Linked DNA regions of Homo sapiens: region 2 is linked to region 1. A link is an interaction called in ENCODE POLR2A ChIA-PET data of the cell type or tissue named here. Cell type or tissue: MCF 10A. All regions are shown on one strand. Links, peaks and the distances in the headings refer to the core of each region. The heading gives the core; the rest is flanking DNA.

Region 1 (5,372 bases), core at 228-5,227:
AAGTGTGTCCTCCATCTGTCTCCTCCTGACTCTGTTCTCTTCCTCCTTTCTCTCTCAGGGTCCTGGAACTTTCCCACTATCTAACATTACAACCCTGGCCTCCTTCTCCCTCAGCACTGGGGGTCCCATTCCCTCAAACAATCCTTCTCTTTTTCATGTTCAAAATTCCTATTCCCTCAGCACCCATTTCTTACCTGAAAAAAAATTAAAAGGCCAGGTAATGTGCTAACAATGCTCAAGTGGGAACGGGTATTCATGAGGTGGGCTGGCACTCTCAGAAGCACGTGCATCCTAAACAAGGATGCCTTAACCCCTCAGAATGAAGTTCACCCACTGCCAGGCAGGATGGGGAGATGCTCTGGGGCAAGTCACCTACCTAGCACCCCCAAACAAACTTCATGGCAAGAATGGTCTTGTCTCTAACACCCACTTGCCTAGTGCCCTCCACTGAGCCCTCCTGTCCCTCACTGGACGGGAGCAGCAGGTACTGGCCAGAAAGAAGCATGGAGGGTAGGGACCACATGCTCACCTGATGGGATTCATGTCGGGCCGACTAGGCTTGGAAACGGCTTTCACAAATTTCTCGGCAAGCTGAATTCTACAATCCAAACAGTCTCTCTGAGAGGCAAGCCAAGGATGCCTCCACCAGCACCCCTACCCCCAGGGCATTTTCACAGCTCCAGTAGGAGAACCTTCTGAATCTGCGGCAAGACTGCTCTAAGAGGCAGCACCCATGTCCCCCAGGAAGCCCGCCCTGCCCTTCTCCACCGACGTCTTTATTCATGCCCCGCCCCTGTGGATTCTGACCTCTAATTTCACTATGTCGGTTGGTTTTCCTGAAGTGTGCCTTCAGCTGTGCTCAGTCACCTCCACTAGAACTTCAAGTATCATCTTTATTGTATGTGTCTGCCCTGTCACCCCAAAGCATGGAAACTACAGTGCACCCACTCAGATGAGCAACTTAAATGGGACCACTCAAGCACAGGATATTTCTTCCAAGGAGTACCCCCTCTACCCGCAAGGTCACCCTCTTGCTCAACCTTAACATAAATACCTCAACCTGAGCAGCTGTGGCAAAATGGAGTGTGCTGGTATCTCTGATAACCAGGGCCCAAGCCCTAGCAAACTCTGAAGTGGCAACTCCAATTCTCACCCTGACTTTGGGACCAGTCAGTGGGTGGGAGGGGGAAACTCTCAGGATGTCAACAAGCAGAGAAGGCCTAGATAAGGGGCCACACCTCGGGAGGCCGCTGTCCTCCCAAGCTGCCCTGGCCTACCCCCACCCTCCCTACCCTGGGGCCCAGGTCAGACCGCTGGTTAAAGTGCTGCTCCCGAACGTCGGTGCCATTCAGCACAAGGACATCGAGGATGTGGATGGCACTGATCTTCCTCTGGGCCTTCCCCTAGAAGGATAAGTAGGTACACTGCCCACTCTGCCAGGTGTCAGCCTTCAGCCCCCACTACCCACCATGGCATGCTGGCTCCATTCTGCCTACAGCTGGGGGAAGGGTAGGGCTCTAAATGCAGGATATTTTTCTTGTCTCCCTCCCAGCTGCTCCTCAGCATCAGACTGGCCTCGGCTTCTGAGCAGGGTAAGATCCAAGGCATTGGGTGATAAGGCCCCTTGAACCTCAAACCCAGTGAGGCTGCTGCCATGGCACTCCAGCCAGGATCTGGCTTACCCCCCTTGCCAGTTGCTCCTACTGACTGTTCTGAATGTCACCATATAGATTTCATACTCATGGCTCCTGAGAAACAAGTCTCTTGTTTCCCAAGGGATCTCTGGTCAAAAACTAAATCAGCTGCTAAAAAATACCCAGTAGACTCACCAGGGCCCTCAATGCACAGAGACAATCGAGGTCTCCTCTGACGCACGGAGACTGCGCTCCTCCTTACCTGAACCACTGTGGCTTAGAGCAACTGCTCGGGGAGGAGTCATTATAAACCCTTACCCCAGCCCTGGGCCCTGTCAGCCACCACACAATGTAACCAAGTTAACTCAGGGCAAAAGGCCAGGTTCAGCAGCCCCCTAGTCCCCTAGCTGCAGGGCCAACACCTGAGCAGAACCATCTCTGACCTCCCCTTTCAGCTCATGCACAATTTCCACAGATAGCAGAGTGTCCCGGGGCAGCTCTGTCTTCAGGTCTAGCTTGATCCAGCGGTCTGACTGGCGGCCATCCCATGTGTAGATCTGGGATTTCTACAGGCAGAGAGAAACAGCCAGGTAAGGAAGGCATGGAGATCGAGGGATAAGAGGCTTACTTCTCAAAAGAGCTTTTAGTTGGCAGCTACAAACTGATGGGACTGGGAAATGTCAGAAGAAAATGTCTATGAGAGATTAAATCCATTATACTTTAGTGATAATGATAGTAGTGTTCTCCAGTGCCTCAGCAGAAGAGAAGCAGAGATCTGGCTCAGCCTTGGAACGGGTGCAGGGCACCACTCAAAAGACCTAAGTCCATAATTAGTGGCCCTCAAAAAAGATCCAGTTTCGTATATGTCTAAGGTGGGTTTAGTGAAGAGTCCAGAGAGCAGAGAAGGAGAGAGTAAGTAAAATGAGAAAAAGACAAAGTGTGAGAGGGTACAAAAGAAGTAACTGAGGAAGACAGGATCAAATTATATAGAAACACAAGTCAAGAGTTGAAAGAAAAAGCAATGACTTTACCCAGTTAAGTAAGATAAAGAGCTTGCCAAGGCTTTCCCTCACCTCACTTTAGACTCCAGGGGGCCCAGGGTAGGGACAGGGAGTATCTTTGCAAGACAGGGGATGGGATGGCATGGGGTGGTGGTGGTGTTGCAAAGGAATGGCTGCCTGGGCTCAAGCCAGATAAGCCTGCTGACCACTCTGCTAGCCTGGGAAGCTCTGTATCACAAGAAAAGTAGCAGTGTTCCCTTTAGCAATGCACAGAATTGAAGAAACAAATGAAAGAATGAATGAATGACACTTGGCAAACTCAGAGGAAGAAAGGAAACGAAGTTTCAAGAAATACCTTCACTAGGGTCAAAGCAACAGCTACTTAATGCCAAGAGAACATGTACCAAGTGTGGCAGGCAGCTGTCCAGATTCCGCAAAGGGCAAATCCACCATTCCAAGCTGGGCAGGAAGCCAGCTGCAGACTTACCCCCAGGCCGATGAGGAACTTCTGCTCACTGCCAGATACCATGCAGCGGTAGTCAAACACAGGGCGGATCTTCTCCAGGGTTTTAGAGGTGAGCAGTGTGGGCTTGTAGCTGAAGATGTCAATCTCAGTGCCCTGCAGCCACGAGTCAGAGAAAACACTGCCGGGTTGGGGGAAGGGACAGTATGGGTGCCTATCTGGGCTGGGGGCAGGCTCGACAAGGCAAGGGACAGGAAGCATTGGCTCTCTGAAATATGCTCCCCTGCACCCCCTTCTCTACCTAACTGTGCACTAAATGGGATCTATTTCCATCTGCTTGGAATGTTCCTGTAGGACCTATTAGGAGAGGCTGGAAAAGGAAAGAACACTGAGTCCCCAAGTACAGATCAATTTACCAGACCTATAAGAAAATGTCACCAGAATATAAAAGCTGCCCCTTCAATAAAACTCAAAGCAAGGATTCTCCAGCAGTTGGTTTGAGAACAGTTTAGTGATCTCTTTACCCCATTTAGAAAAATGTACACATACTATTCTTTTGAGGGCATCTTGAACCTCAGTCTCTACTCCCTGACCCCCACAAAACCAGCACAATTGCCCATGATCTGGGACAGATTTAAATGAGGCCCAAGTAAAAGCTGGAGGTTGAGTGGTAGAAGAAACAGGGCAAAAGAACTCTGAGGACCAGCTCACCAGAAATAAGACAAAGAACCTGGGGTTAGGCCAACCCTGCTGCGGGCTTCCCTGGCAGCTCCCTTCACCCTGTGCCCAGCTCCCTTGCCTAAGATCATCCCACACTCTATGTCTCCTTTGTAGGCAAATCCCACAGGACCCTGAACTTGCCAGGGTGACACAGCCAGAACCACCCTTTGGGTGGCAGGAATGCTGAGCCCAAGCACTGAACATGAGAATCTTCCGTTGGCCTGACTGTGCTCTTGGGGAATTCAACACCCTATACCAAAGGTTCCCACCTGTGGCAGCCTTAGCTCCGCCCCTTAGAGCCCATGGTGGGCATCTGCACAAGCCCTCTGGAGACCATGCATCTGGGGCCTCAGTGATACCATCCACATCTAGAGACAGATCTCTAACTTTTTATGTCCACCACAGATACCAGTCTTACCTGGATTAGCTCAAAGAACTTCGATTTAGGGTCGGAGGAAGAAGGAGCCACACGAGCCTGGTCTGGGATCTGAAATAAGACAGCAAAGAGCTTTGACTTTCAAATGCCCTTTTGACCAAGACCGTGTATGAGTATATGCAGGTGGAGGAGATAGGGTCAGACTGGGGAGGAGGAATGGCACACAACAAAGGAGGCTAGGCTGACAGGGATGGAGGTGGATAATTCACTCACTGCTCCCTTTCAGATCCTGTGGCAATGGACCCCAAAGGCTACTTCCTTTTCTCTGGGGCTCTCTGTTGTCAGTGCTGCTACAAGGGGCCACCAGTTGCAAAACTGACACCGGCCCACCTCCCCACACCCCACCCCTTAGTCCTTTCTGACCCAGCTGCAGGGCCAAACCAGCAGTGAAAGGGCCAAGGACGTAACTACCAACAATGCCGAGATGTCAACCTCTGGGATGCTGTGAGGGTAGCAGATATTTTTGGATGCAGAGACACCCTAAGGTGACAGGATTGGGAGTCAACCCCATTCTTCTCTATGGCTTCCCTGCCCTGAAGCAGCAATGGGCGGGGGAGATACTCACCCCCCAGAGTCGGAGGCACTCCTTCCGTATCTCTGCCTGTCGAGGCTCACTCAGTGTCCTGGGAATATGAAGCCAGTTAGTGATTAAAATCTCTAAGAGGCACAGGAGTGCCCCCTGTGCACCCCTCATATCCCATAGAGAGGAGGCCTGAATGAATGAACATGTGAGTGTACACACAGACACTATGCTGCCACTGGCCCAGCGTGATTACAACACATGCAAGGCTCTCCTTTTGAAGACAGGAGCTCAAACATACACGAAATGGGATTACCTGCCCTTCTCACCACAATGGGAAAGGAGAAAGTGCCCTCCAGACGACCTGGATGCCAGGGTCCTCCCCGACACCCTTTTCAATCACCCATCAGCATGTTCTAGCTCCTCTTCTGCTGACACAGGCCACACTAAACCCATCCCACTGGATGTCACCATGCCCCACAAAGCTGAATTAGCTTATGTTCACCCCCTACCCGAGGTTTCTCTGATCAGTCCTACCTCTCCTCTCTTGATCACTCTTTACTCTGTGTCCCCTGAACATTATGTATTCTACTTGTGC
Region 2 (5,372 bases), core at 95-5,094, 99 kb after region 1:
TGAATAGCACTGTCATTTAGCAACTTGAATTTAACATCTGTGGTCTAAGGTGAACTGGTCACAAACAGCAGAATTTGTCAAATAAATAAATAAGCCAGTGCAAAAATATGATAGGCTAACAAATGGTAGAGGTTTCATTTCCATAAGGAGCCTCAGAGTCCCTGAAATATATTCAACTTGGGCCGTAAATTCCCAAAGTGACCACATTTTAATGACGTTTACCCCCTCGTTTAAAAGGTTGCACTATAAGCATATTCTCGGCATAGTGCCCATTCAGAGTAAAGAAAGAATAGCTTTTATTGAGCAGCTTTATTCTGATACTTCCAAAATCTAATTTGGCCCTGTTTTCTCCTCAACAACAAAGAGATAAAGGCTTCATTGCAGCTCAAAATGTTAATCATACCAAATAAACATTTAAGAACAGATGAAATGCCAAAAAAGGACAGTGAAGGGAAAGAAGATTATAAAAACAAATAAGAGGTGGTCATCTCTAGAGGTGACTTTGAAATCAAATAGTTATAAGTTCCTGGAAGAAAATCTCTTCAGAATGTTCCCCTATAGTAGAAGCAGCCTGTGTAGCCCAGGCTTCATTCAGGGTTGGGAGAATAAGAAGGGGTCGGCTGGGTGTGGTGACTCACACCTGTAATCCCAGCACTTTGGGAGGCTGAGGTGGGCAGATCACCTGAGGTCAGGAGTTCGAGACTAGCCTAGCCAACATGGCAAAACCCCATGTCTACTAAAAATACAAAAGCTTAGACAGGCATGGTGGCATGTGCCTGTAAGGGACCCAGCTACTTGGGAGGCTGAGGCACAAGAACTGCTTGAGCCCAGGAAGTGGAGGTTGCAGTGAGCCGAGATTGTGGCACTGCACTCTAGCCTGGGTTGACAGAGTGAGACTCTGTCTCAAAAAAAAAAAAAAAAAAAAAAAAAAAAGAAGGGGTGAGCAACTGTTCATAATTACCTCAATGAAGTATTCTGAACAAATAATACATTGGAGCTCATTCTCTAGCACATCATTCATGTGGCTAAGAACTTCTTCCTTCTGTGCTTGCATCTTCTCCTTCTCTTCCTGCAAGACACACAATCCTACCTGTCATTCAGAGAACCAACAAAAATGCAAAATGGGACAGGGAGCAGGGTCAATTATTTAGAAGAGGATTCAGTCTTAATGAGTGATTCATTCTGGTGCAGCAACATTAAGAATAGAACACTTTCCCTAAGGCTTATTGTTTTTCAATAATTGTTTTCTAATACAGAGCACTAACCTCCTTTCTTTCCTCTCCCTACTTGCTATGGTCTGAATGTTTGTGCTTCCTCCCAAATTCCCATGTTGAAACTTATTTTCAAACGTGATGGTATTAAGAGGTGGGGCCTTTGGGAGGTGACTAGGTCATGAGGGCTCCATGCTCATAAATGGGGTTAGTGGCCTTAAAGGGGCCCAAGGAGAGCTCATTTGCCCCTTCCGCCATATAGGGACAGACATGGCAAGACTCCATCTACGAATCAGAAGACAGCCCTCACCAGACACCAAACATGCCAGCATCTTGATCTTGGATTTCCCAACCTCCAGTACTGTGAGAAATAAATTTCTGTTGTTTTTAAGCTACGCAGTTTATGGGTCTTTTTTGTAGTAGCCTGAATGGACTAAAACACCACTTTTTCAGTATTTGCATTGCAAATTCTGTCTCCTTCCCCAAAATTAATCAAATGAGAAAAATGCAGGTGACATACTAACCACACCAACCACCCAAGACCAGATGGGACATTAAGTAGTTTATAGCAAGCTGTAGTTCAGACATTACATAAGATTATCCCAAACAATTAAAAACTCACTGGACAAGAAAAGAGGCATGAATAGTCCAGAGGCAGGAAACTTGAATTAGTTATAAAGTTGCTGTGTTCTTTGCAGCTGCCTTTTCTGTAAAGTAAGGTACACCTCTGGAGGCAGAAGGCTGGAGACAGGCCTCTTGAATTACCTTCAGGCTCCATGCTCTATGATACCTGCCACTTCCCACTCCTGCAGAGGCCTGCAGTACCATCTCCCCGGCTTTCCCCAAGAGGTCAGACTGCGTGTGGACACACTTTTTAAGGAGGCTCCTACGTATGCTCTCTTGAAGCAGACATTTATTTTAGCACTTCACCCCCAAAACAAAAAGCATTAAGAGCCCCTGAGGGGGAGAGGATAGGCCATTTGAGGTATATTTGAGTGGCTGGCTCATTTTTAATTGTTTTATTTTCTTTTCCACTCAAAGCAAAGACTGGCAGACTGCTTAGGGCAGTGAAGAAGGTCTGGACCCATTTCTAACCATAGTCAAATTCCCTGAGAACTTATGAATCACTGGGTTTAAAAAGATGTGGCAGTTTCTTGGAGGTTGGAGAGGAAGGTATTATGTGATTTAAACAGGAAATCAAACCAGCTAAAACAAGTCCCTCCTTCAGTTCTAGGTTGGTACATGGAGGGGGTGGGATGACAGATGCAGTCAGACTCAGGTATTAATTTCAAGTCAGAGGTTGCAAATTGGTGGCCTGTGGACTGGATCCACCCTGCAGACTTGTTTAGTTTGGCCTTCATATTAAAACACACACAAAAAGCTGAAGTTGTTGCCAATATTTAAAATTTGGGATATTTCACTTAAACATTTGGACTTTCATCTGCTGTGGAAAAATCAGAAGATCTGACAACACTGGGCCTGCACTTCTGGATGGCAACAATTGGCTGAGCAGAGAAGAGTTGCCTCCTGGGATGGGGGTGTGGGCAAGTACCCCATCCAATAAGCCATAGCCCGCACAGCTCCCTACTGTGTTCTTACATTCAGGCCACTTCACTCACTTTGATTACCAGTCTGGCCCTGGTGGGCATTTAAGTTTATAACCCCTAATTCAAGAGTTCTCCTGATTTGACATGGGAAGAAACTGCATTAAGTAATTCACTTTACTTTATGTAATTCAAATTACATAGTTCAGGAGGAACTATTTCTTGACTACAATATTCCTCAGTCTGTATCAGTGACACACTCTGAAGGAGTACCCACCATAGACAAAGGACTAGAATACAGGATGCAAGTGCCTTATTCCCAGCATTTTGCTTCTGAACAAGGGAAGGAAATAGATGTTGTCTGACAGGCAGAACCTGCTATAGGCCTCTATAATTTTATAGATTATCTCCCCAGAGGCAAGGAGCAGCCATAATTTCTCTCTTTATTTTCCCTAGCAACCCTTGCACTGTTGAAAATGCTGAGTTGCATGCACTAACCAAATTCTAAACTTCCATCTTCTTTCCAGTACCTTGGTCTGCTCTAATTCTTTGTTCTTGGCTTGAATGATTGCTTCAAAGTCCTTCTTGCTGCGATTTAGCTCTTCCATTAGAGCCCAATGCTGCAAAAACATAGCAGATACATACTCAGGATGAACTACAATGCATCCTTCCTTTTAGCCACAAACATGCCTGTTCTCTCCCTCTAGTTAGTGACTTTGTGGTTCAGGGATCGATAAATTGGCAATTTCAAAATAATACCTTTATTCCATTGGGCTATCTTACCTACCTGCTGCTTTTTTCAGGGGAGAGGGCAGTTAGGGAAGGCGGCCACCAAATGGACTAGGGCCTCTAAAACTAACCCAACATTGGTGGCCATCCAAGTCAACTGAAGAACTTTCACTGTGTCCCAGAGTCTGCTTCTATAGGTTTGGCTTGGAGCCCAGAAATGTGCTTTTCTTTTTTTCTTTTTTTTTAAAGCCACCCAAGTGATTCTGGGAACAGTATTTAAGAACTAGTAAGTAATTAAAAGCTATTCAGAACTGGAAGCAGCTTTTATGAAATAATCAGGAGGAAATGGGAATCAGCAGAATTAGATAGTCATTTTTATTGAAATAAAAAAGATTTTTAACCTATTTGTTCTACAAATCACATATTACATGCTCAGACAATGCTGCCTGAACCCTGCCAGTGTTTTCTGGAAGAAGGCACACCCAGGAGCTAACAGCTCATTCATTGTGACTAAATGCCTATGCTGAATGTCAAGAGGTTCCACATATATGAAACATAATTTATGAGTTCTCTCATGCTTAAGTATAGCTTATACTTTAGAATCTCACCTCAAATTCTTTTTAAAAGAAGGTGGAGTAAAGGTAAGTATTTTTGAAAAGATATTATTCAAGAACCAAATTTTAAAATGTGTGATCTCCTGACAAAAAAAAGCAGTTATGTCAAAAGGCCTGGGTCTTCAACTTGACACACTAATTAGATATGTGTATTTTAACTTTCTCATCTATAAAATGGGAAAATATGGCCGGGCGTGGTAGCTCATAATACCTGTAATCCCAGCACTTTGGGAGGCTGAGCCGGGTGGATGGCTTGAGCTCAGGAGTTTGAGACCAGCCTCGGCAACATGGTGAAACCTCATCTCTACCAAAAATACAAAAAAATTGTCGGGCATTGTGGCGCGCGCCTATGGTTCCAGCTACTCAGGAGGCTGAAGTGGGAGGATCACTTGAGCCCAGGAGGCGGAGGCTGCAGTGAGCTGAGATTGCACCACTGCACTCCAGCCTGGGTGACAGAACGAGACACTGTCTCAAAATAAAAATAAAAGGAAATGGGAAAATAGGTGCCCCCTCCTCCCTCAGTGTTCATAAGAAAATAACAGGTATGAAAAGCATTCAGAGAAGTTTTTTGAGCTGTATATAAACACATCTTTTTATTTTCTTTTCCACTCAAAGCAAAGACTGGCAGACTGCTTAGGGCAGTGAAGGTCTGGACCCATTTCTAACTATAGTCAAATTCCCTGAGAACTTATGAATCACTCGGTTTAAAAAGATGTGGTAGTTTCTTGGAGATTGGAGAGGAAGGTATTATGTGATTTAAACAGGAAATCAGTTATAAAAGACCATTATAAAAACAGTTTTTATAATGGTCTGGTAAAGAACAGCTTTCAAAAGTATCAGCATGGTGGAACAAAAAACCACCACTGCATGAGAGTGGCATGTCCCCCAGGCATGATGGTATAGAACCATGACCTAAAAGTATCACTTTTTTTTGAGACGGAGTCTTGTTGCCCAGGCTGGAGAGCAATGGCACGATCTCAGCTCACTACAACCTCCACATCCCGGGTTCAAGCGATTCTCCTGCCTCAGCCTCCTGAATAGCTGGGATTACAGGCATGCGCCACCACGCCCGGCTAATTTTGTATTTTTAGTAGAGACAGGGTTTCTCCATGTTGGTCAGGCTGGTCTTGAACTCCCTACCTCTGGTGATCCGCCTGCCTGGGCCTCCCAAAGTGCCGGGATTACAGGCGTGAGCCACCGTGCCCGGTCTAAAAGTATCACATTTTAAGCTAATAAATGCATGGCCAAGTATCCCATGCAAAATGATAGAGTGT

What was found. Peaks named below come from ENCODE experiments on the same cell type or tissue, not always from the same donor. Only the 100,000 strongest peaks of a DNase experiment are listed, where the experiment ranks them.
Region 2: POLR2A ChIA-PET joins it to region 1 with 5 read pairs; 5 of 35 experiments call an interaction of 5 or more read pairs at or near these places.

Annotation. Positions count from the first base shown.
Region 1 is chr6:37,471,352-37,476,723 of GRCh38, reverse strand. It overlaps CMTR1 (cap methyltransferase 1), which reads right to left. Exons shown (of 24, transcript NM_015050.3): 15 at 4,820-4,877; 16 at 4,237-4,305; 17 at 3,123-3,254; 18 at 2,078-2,200; 19 at 1,312-1,403; 20 at 530-598. Among named protein-coding and RNA genes, the nearest start is that of CCDC167, 26 kb to the left of the region's middle. In MCF 10A, for the core only: no CTCF peak of the experiment used is centred there; a DNase peak (open chromatin) is centred at 3,113.
Region 2 is chr6:37,372,623-37,377,994 of GRCh38, reverse strand. It overlaps RNF8 (ring finger protein 8), which reads right to left. Exons shown (of 8, transcript NM_003958.4): 5 at 3,286-3,375; 6 at 962-1,069. Among named protein-coding and RNA genes, the nearest start is that of RNF8, 21 kb to the right of the region's middle. In MCF 10A, for the core only: no CTCF peak of the experiment used is centred there; no DNase peak of the experiment used is centred there.